Linked DNA regions of Homo sapiens: region 1 is linked to region 2. A link is an interaction called in ENCODE POLR2A ChIA-PET data of the cell type or tissue named here. Cell type or tissue: PC-3. All regions are shown on one strand. Each heading gives the region's core, and the rest is flanking DNA. Links, peaks and the distances in the headings are about the cores only. Region 1 overlaps CNN1 (calponin 1). Region 2 has its middle 33 kb from the start of ZNF627.

What was found. Peaks named below come from ENCODE experiments on the same cell type or tissue, not always from the same donor. Only the 100,000 strongest peaks of a DNase experiment are listed, where the experiment ranks them.
Region 1: POLR2A ChIA-PET joins it to region 2 with 5 read pairs; 4 of 35 experiments call an interaction of 5 or more read pairs at or near these places.

The regions. Positions count from the first base shown.
Region 1 is chr19:11,543,315-11,547,701 of GRCh38, forward strand. It overlaps CNN1 (calponin 1), which reads left to right. Exons shown (of 7, transcript NM_001299.6): 3 at 3,361-3,427; 4 at 3,518-3,655. Among named protein-coding and RNA genes, the nearest start is that of CNN1, 6.7 kb to the left of the region's middle. In PC-3, for the core only: no CTCF peak of the experiment used is centred there; a DNase peak (open chromatin) is centred at 2,767.
Region 2 is chr19:11,628,514-11,632,900 of GRCh38, forward strand. No RefSeq gene overlaps it. Among named protein-coding and RNA genes, the nearest start is that of ZNF627, 33 kb to the left of the region's middle. In PC-3, for the core only: no CTCF peak of the experiment used is centred there; no DNase peak of the experiment used is centred there.

The sequences.
Region 1 (4,387 bases), core at 314-4,313, 85 kb before region 2:
ACTCCAGCCTGGGCAACAGTGAAACCCTGTCTCAAAAAAAAAAAAACTAATGTAAACGACAAGTTGATGGGTGCAGCAAACCAACATGGCACATGTATACCTATGTATCAAACCTGCACGTTGTGCATGTGTACCCTAGAACTTAAAGTATAATAATAATAATAATAATAATAATAAAAGAGTGGGCCGGGCGCGGTGACTCACGTCTGTAATCCCAGCACTTTGGGAGGCTGAGGCAGGCGGATCACGAGGTCAGGAGATCAAGACCATCCTGGCTAACACGGTGAAACCCTGTCTCTACTAAAAAAAATACAAAAAATTAGCCGGGCGTGGTGGCAGGCGCTTGTAGTCCCAGCTACTCGGGAGGCTGAGGCAGGAGAATAGCGTGAACCCGGGAGGCGGAGCTTGCAGTGAGCCGAGATCCCACCACTGCACTCCAGCTTGGGTGACAGAGCGAGACTCCGTCTCAAAAAAAAAAAAAAAAAAAAAGACCTAATGTAAATGACGAGTTGATGGGTGCAGCAAACCAAAATGGCACATGTATACCTATGTATCAAACCTGCACATAGTGCACATGTACCCCAGAAGTTAAAGTATAAGAAAAAAAAAAAGAGTGTAGTGCAGTCACCCACGCACTCCGGTCATTCACTCATTCATTCATTCATTCATTCACAAAAGAAGCATTTATGAGTTCCTGCTGTGTGCCAGGCTCTGGCCTAGGCACTGGGAACAGTGAACAGAACAGACTCGACTCAGAGCTCAAGGACTTTTAGTCCAGTTGAGGAGATCAATCATATAATTGATCAAATAATCACAGATTTGTGGTCGTAAGTGTCCTGGGGAAAACTCAAGCGGAAGGGAAGATGGGAGGGTCAGGTATATGTCTGCGGGTGGAGAGTCTGCAGTTTCCTAGAGAGTGGTCTGGGAGGCCTCTCTGAAGAGGTGACATTTGAACAGAACCTTAGATGAAGTGAGGGAGGGCTCAGGGGACCTGAGGCAAAGCAGAGGGGGCCACCAGTGCAAAGGCGTGAGGTAGGATCGTGCTTGGGGTGTTCAAGAAACAAGAAGGAGGCTGGCGTGACGAGCACCAAATGATTGAGCAGAAGTGGAGATGAAGTCGCAGAGTGAACTGAGAGTCAGATGGTGGAGGGCATTTTATTTCATTTATTTATTTAGAGACAGAGTCTTGCTCTGGTGCCCGGGCTGGAGTACAGCGGTGCAATCATAGCTCACTACAGCCTCGACTTCCTAGGCTCAACTGATCCTCCCACCCCAGCCTCTTCAGCCCCAGCCTCCTCAGTAGCTGGAACTACAGGCACACATCACCACGCCCGGTGAAGTTTTCGGGTTTTTTTTTTTTTTTTTTTTGTAGAGACACGGGTCTCACCATGTTGCCCAGGCTGATCTGAAACTCCTAGGCTCAAGCCATCCTCCTGTCTCGGCTTCCCAAAGCACTGGGATTACAGGTGTGAGCCACTGTGCCCAGTTCTACAGAGGGCATTTTAGGCAGAGGACTTAGGATTTCATTCTGAAGGCAATGGGAGGCTCCTGGAGGATTTGGAACTGGACGGTAACTTGAACTGTTTAAAAAAGGCCATTCTGGGCCAGGGGCAGTGGCTCATGCCTGTAATCCCAGCACTTTGGGAGGCTGAGGTGGGCATATCACTTGAGGTCAGGAGTTCGAAACCAACCTGACCAACATGGTGAAACCGCGTCTCTACTAAAAATACACAAAATTTAGCTGGGCATGGTAGCAGGCACCTGTAATCCCAACTACTTAGGAGGCTGAGGCAGGAGAATTGCTTGAACCCAGGAGACAGAGGTTGCAGTGAGCCGAGATCCCGCCACTGCCTTCCAGCCTGAGTGACAGAGCAAGACTCCATCTCGGAAAAAAAAAAAAAAATTCTGGCTGCTGGATGAAGAAGGGTGGGTCTGTAGGGGATGAAGTGGAAGTTGGGAGCTCATTACAAGAGGCCAGGAAACAGACTCTGGTGGCTGAGACCCAGGTGGAGGTGGCGGGGAGCAGTGGGTGGTTTTCTGGACTCATTAAAAGGCAGAGCCAAAGAACTTTGGAGGGACTGGACATGAGGCTGAGAGAAGGAGAAAGGGGGAGTTGGGGGCAAGTCCAAGGGCTCTGGCTGAGCACCTAGAAGGGGGCACTGCTAGGCAGGGAAGGTGGAGGGAGGGGGGAGTCTGGAGGGGGAAGCTGCATGTCAGGAGTCTGGAGCAGGGTGAGTTTGATTTGAGACACCCAGGCACCCATGGAGAGAGCTGAATGAGATGGTAAGAAACCCAAGCTGCAGGGAGATGAGGGAGTTGCTGGCATATGGAGGCACTTAAAGTCAAGACACTGAATGAGGCCAGGTGCTGTCACTCATGCCTGTAATCCCAGCGCTTTGGGAGGCTGAGGCAGGAGGATCGCTTGAGCCCAGGAGTTCAAGACCAGCTTGGGCAATACAAATACAGTGAAACCCCCTCTCTACCAAAAAAAAAAAAAAAAAAAAAGCCAGGCATGGTGGTGCGCACCTGTGATCCCAGCTACTCGGAAGGCTGAGGTGGGAGGATCGCTGGAGCCTGGGAAGTTGAGGCTGCAGTGAGCTGTGATTGCACCACTGCTCTCCAGCCTGGGCGACAAAGCCACACCCTGCATCAAAAAGAAAAAAAAAAGAAAAGAAAAGAAAAAAGAGGCGAGATCATTAAAGGAGTGAGTCAGAGAAGAGGCCCTTGTGGGCTTCCTGCTGTCTACAAGAGAAAAGGATGCTGAGACACGCCTGCCAGTGAGGCTTCGGAGATCCCAGAGACTCGGACACACCTTGGATAAGCAGGCTTTCTGACTGGGACCTGAGTCTAGCTCCTTGGCATCAGTGTCCCATTTGTGTGTGTGCTTGGGTGGTTTGGAGGGGCTGCAGCTGAGAGCTGACTGCAGGGAGAAGTGACGCTAGGGTATGGCATGGCCCCTTGTGGTCATCCCGTCACCCTCCTCCTGCTGGGCTGGGCTGGAGAGCGGGAGTGGGGGACACCTTTCTTTCTTTTTTTTTTTTTTTTGAGACGGAGTCTCGCTCTGTCCCCAAGCTGGAATGCAGTGCTGCAATCTCAGCTCACTGCAACCTCCGCCTCCTGGGTTCAAGTGATTGCCTCAGCCTCCTGAGTAGCTGGGAGTACAGGCATGTGCCACCACGCCTGGCTAATTTTTGTATTTTTAGTAGAGATGGGGTTTCACCATGTTGGCCAGGATAGTCTCGCTCTCCTGACCTCGTGATCCACCCGCCTTGGCCTCCCAAAGTGCTGGGATTACAGGCGTGAGCCACCGTGCCCAACCCTGGGGGGACACCTTTCTTACCCCTTCCCCACTCTTCTCAGATTCATCAATAAGCTGCAGCCAGGCTCCGTGAAGAAGATCAATGAGTCAACCCAAAATTGGCACCAGGTGAGCCCAGACACAATCTCTTCCATCCTTGCCCGCAAGCCCCTCAGACCTCCCCTCCCCACCCAGTGACCACCACCTGCCCCCCTCTAGCTGGAGAACATCGGCAACTTCATCAAGGCCATCACCAAGTATGGGGTGAAGCCCCACGACATTTTTGAGGCCAACGACCTGTTTGAGAACACCAACCATACACAGGTGCAGTCCACCCTCCTGGCTTTGGCCAGCATGGTGAGTGTGGTTGCAGGCTGGGCAGGGGGTGGTGGGCAGCCTGGGCTGGGATGCAGGTGTGGCCACTTGTGCTCCTGAGCCCAGTGAAGGTGGCGGAGCGGGGGGCAGGGATCGGGGAGCAGGTGCTGTCAACAGCGTCCAAGGGGGCCGGGCGCGGTCGCTCACACCTGTAATCCCAGCACTTTGGGAGGCCAAGGTGAGCGGATTGCTTGAGGCCGGGAGTTTGAGACCAGTCTGGCCAACATGGTGAAATCCCGTCTCTACTAAAAATACAAAAATTAGCTGGACGTGGTGACGCATGCCTGTAATCCCAGCTACTCAGGAGGCTGAGGCAGGAGAATCGCTTGAACCCGGGAGGCGGAGTCTGCAGTGAGCCGAGATCGTGCCACTGCCCAGCCTGGGTGACAGAGCCAAGACTCCGTCTCAAAAAAAAAAAAACAAAAAACAAAAAACAGTGTTGGCCGGGCACGGTGGCTCACGCCTGTAATCCCAGCACTTTGGGAGGCCGAGACAGGTGGATCACAAGGTCAGGAGATTGAGACCATCCTGGCTAACATGGTGAAACCCTGTCTCTACTAAAACTACAAAACAAAATTAGCCGGGCATGGTGGCAGGCGCTTGTAGTCCCAGCTACTAGGGAGACTGATGCAGGAGAATGGTGTGAAGCCGGGAGGCGGAGCTTGCAGTGAGCTGAGATCACGCCACTGCACTCCAGCCTGGGCAACAGAGCGA
Region 2 (4,387 bases), core at 164-4,163:
ATTCCAGACCCCATGTGATCCGCCTGCTGTGGCCTCCCAAAGTGCTGGGATTACAGGTATGAGCCACTGTGCCCAGCCTCAGAAGTGCTTCCGTTCTTGAGATGTGAAAATTGCCTTTTTAGATATACGTTAAAAAAAAAAAAATAGAGATGGAGCCTTAGTATGTTGACCAGGCCGGTCTGGAACTCCTGGCATTAAGCGATCATCCCATCTAGGCCCCCCATAGTGCTAGGATTACAGGCATGAGTAACCACACCTGAGATGTTTTATATTTGCAGTTTTTAATAAAGCAAAGTCAAAAAGAACAATTTTTAGGATAAATGACCTTAGGTTGAAAACATTTTTATTTTCAAGGAAAAATTTGTGAATTCATTCCTGTACCAAAAAATTACATCCAGTTCATTTACTACAGCATGAAATTTTATTGAAAAGAACTTAATAATTTCAAATGTGAGCAGAGGTTATTTTATTCTTTCCTTTCACTTACTGTCTGTCTCCCTGAGTTTCTTTCTTTTTTTTTTTTTTTTTTTTGAGACAGAGTTTCACTCTTGTTGCCCAGGTTGGAGTACAATGGCGTGATCTTGGCTGACTGCAGTCTCTGCCTCCTGGGTTCAAGCAATTTTCCTGCCTCAGCCTCCCGAGTAGCTGGGATTACAGGCATGCACCACCATGCCCGGCTAATTTTGTATTTTTAGTAGAGACGGGGTTTCTCCATATTGAGGCTGGTCTCGAACTCCTGACCTCAGGTGATCCTCCCGCCTCAGCCTCCCAAAGTGCTGGGATTACAGGCGTGAGCCATCACACCTGGCTGGATCTTTTACCTACCATATAGGTAAAACCATGGTCAAAAGTGATACAGAAGCAGGAGGAGCAAGATGGCCAAATAGAACCCTCCAGTGATTGTTCCCCCAACAAGAACACCAAATTGAACAGCTATCCACACAAAAAGTAACTTAGGCTGGGCGCAGTGGCTCACACCGGTAATCCCAGCAGTTTGGGAGGCTGAGGCAGGCAAATCACGAGGTCAGGAGTTCAAGACCAGCTTGGCCAATATGGTGAAACACCGTCTCTAGTAAAAAATACAAAATTAGCTGGGCATGGTGGTGTGCACCTGTAATCCCAGCTACTCAGGAGGCTGAGGCAGGAGGATCGCTTGAACCCGGGAGGTGGAGGTTGCAGTGAGCCGAGATCGTGCCACTGCACTCCAGCCTGGGTGACAGAGTGAGACTCTGTATCAAAAAAGAGAAGAAGAAGGAGACGGAGAAGGAGAAGAAGAAGAAGAAGAAAGGAGAAGAAAGAGGAGAAGAAGAAGAAGAACCAAACATCAGCTGTGCAATCACAGTGCCTGGTCTTATATTAAGTAAAGAGGCACGGAAGAGGGTGGGAAAGCAGCCTTGAATTGCCTATGCCACCACTTTCCCATCCTCTCGCAGAGGCCAAATGGCATAGAGAGTGAATCTGTAAGCTTGGGAGAGGGAGAGCGCAGTGATTGTGGCACTTTGCATTGGAACTCAGTGCTGCCCTGTCATTAGCAGAAAGCAATATGGGGCAGAACTCAGCCAGTGCCCATGGAGGGAGCGTTTAGATCAGCCTTAGCCAGAGTTGAATTGTCCATCCCAATTGCCAGAACCTGAGTTCTGGCAAGCCCTGTCACCGTGGGCTAAAATGTTCTGGTGTCCTGAAGAAACTTGAAAGGTAGTCAGGATCACAAGGACTGCAATTCCTGTGTAAGTCTTGGTGTTGGGTGGGCTTGGACCCAGCGGACTTGGTGTGCACATGACCTAGTGAGACACTAGCTGGGGTGGCAAAGGGAATACTTGTGCCACCACTCTCCTGACCCCAGGCAGTACAGCCAGCAGCTCAGGGAGAGACTACTTCCTTCTACTTGAGAAGAAAGGGGAGAGTAAAGAGGACTTATATTGCAACTTGGATGCAAGCTCAGCAACAGTATAATAGGGCACCAGGCAGAGGCGTGAGGCCTCTATTCCAGGCCCTAGCTCCTGGACATTTCTAGATACACCCTGGGCCAGAAGGGAACCTACTGCCTTGAAAAGAAGGACCCAGTCCTGGCAGAATTCATCACCTTCTGAACCCCTGGGCCCTGAGTGATCAGCAGGGGTAGCCAGGCTGTACTTGTATGGGCCTTGGGTAAGACTTAGAGCTGTACTGGCTTCAGGTGTGACCCAGCACCTTTCTACCTGTGGTGGCTATGGGGAGAGATTCCTGCTGCTGGAGGAAAGGAGAGGGAAGAATAGGCCAGGCGCAGTAGCTCATGCCTGTAATCCCAGCACTTTCAGAGGCTGAGCCCAGGAGTTCAAGACAACATGAAAAAATCCCATCTCTACAAAAAATACAAAAGATTAGCCAGGTGTGGTGGTATGCACCTGTAGTCCCAGCTACTTGGGAGGCTGAGGTGGGAGAATCACTTGAGCCCAGGAGGTCAGGGATGCAGTGAGTCAAGATGGCACCACTGCACTCCAGCCTGAGAGACAGAGCAAACCCCTGTCTCAGAAAAAAAAACAAAAAAAAATTTCTGTACAGCAAAAGAAACAGTCACAGTCAACAAAGTGAAGAGACAACCCACAAAATGGGAGAAAACATTTGCAAACAATCCATCTGACAAGGGATTAATAAACAATATAGAGGGAGCTCAAATACCTCAATAGGAAAAAAAGTCTAATAATTCAAATTAAAAATGGGCAAAATATCTGAATAGACATTTCTCAAAAAAAGACATAAAAATGAAAATCAGACATATGAAAAGGTGCTCCACATCATCAGAGAAGTGAAAAGACAACAGCAATACCACATCATCTCACCGCAATTAAAATGGCTTTTATCCCAAAGAGAGGTAATAACAAATGATGGCAAGGATGTGAAAAAAAGAGACCCTTGTACACTGTTGGTGGAAATGTAAAATACTAAGCCACTGTGGAGAACAGTTTGGAGGCTCCTCAAAAATCTGGAATTAGAACTACCCTATGATCCAGCAATCACATTGCTAGGTGTATTCCAAAAAGAAAGGAAATCAGCATATCGAAGAGCTTTCTGCACTCTGATGTTTATTGCAGCACTATTCACAATAGCCAAGATTCAGAAGCAGCCTAAATGTTCATCAAAAGATGAATCGATAAAGAAAATGTGATACATATTGGCTGGGTACGGTGGCTTACACCTGTAATCCCAGCACTTTGGGAGGCCGAGGCAGGCGGATCACGAGGTCAGGAGATCGAGACCATCCTGGCTAACATGGTGAAACCCCGTCTCTACTGAACATACAAAAAAAATTAGCCGGGCGTGGTGGAGGGCACCTGCAGTCCCAGCTACTCAGGAGGCTGAGGCAGGAGAATGGCGTGAACCCAGGAGCCGGAGCTTGCAGTAAGCCGAGATCGCACCACTGCACTCCAGCCTGGGTGACAGAGTGAGACTCCATCTCAAAATAGAAAAGAAAAGAAATGAAAAGAAAATGTGGTACATATACATAGTGGAGTACTATTCAGCCATGAAAAAGACTGAGATCCTGTCATGTGCGACATCATGGATGGAACTGGAAGTCATTATGTTAAGTGAAATAAACCAGGCACGGAAAGGCAAACTTCACATGCTCTCACTAATTTCTGGGAGCTAAAAATAAAACAATTGAACTCATGGAGATAAAGAGCAGAAGAATGGTTACCAGAGGCTAGGAAGGGTAGTGGAGGAGGCAGGAAAATAGGGGTGGTTAATGGGTAGAAAATTATACTTAGAATGAATAAAATCTAGTATTTGATAGCACACAGGGTGACTACAGTCAACAATAATTTATTTTACATTTAAAAATAAAAGAGTATAATTGGATTGTTTGTAACACAAGGAAACAATAAATGCTTGAGGTGATGAATACCTGATTTATCCTGATGTGATTTGATATGGCTTGGCTGTGTCCCCACCCAAATCTCAACTTGAATTCTGTCTTCCAGAATTCCCAGGTGTTATGGGAGGGACCCAGGGGGAGGTAATTGAATCATGGGGGCTGGTCTTTCCCATGCTATTCTCACAATAGTGACTAAGTCTCACAAGATCTGATGGATTTATCTGGGGTTTCCGCTTTTGTTTCCTCCTCATTTTCTCTTGCCACCACCATGTAAGAAGTGCCTTTTGCCTCCCACCATGATTCTGAGGCCTCCCCAGCCATGTGGAACTGTAAGCCCAATTACACTTCTTTTTCTTTCCAGTTTTGGGTATGTCTTTATTAGTAGCTTGCAAATGGACTAATACAGTAAATTGGTACCAGCAGTGGGTTGTTGCTGAAAAGATATCCAAAAATGTGGAAGTGACTTTGGAACTGGGTAACAGGCAGAGGTTGGAACAGTTTGGAAAGCTCAGAAGACAGAAGATGTGGGAAAGT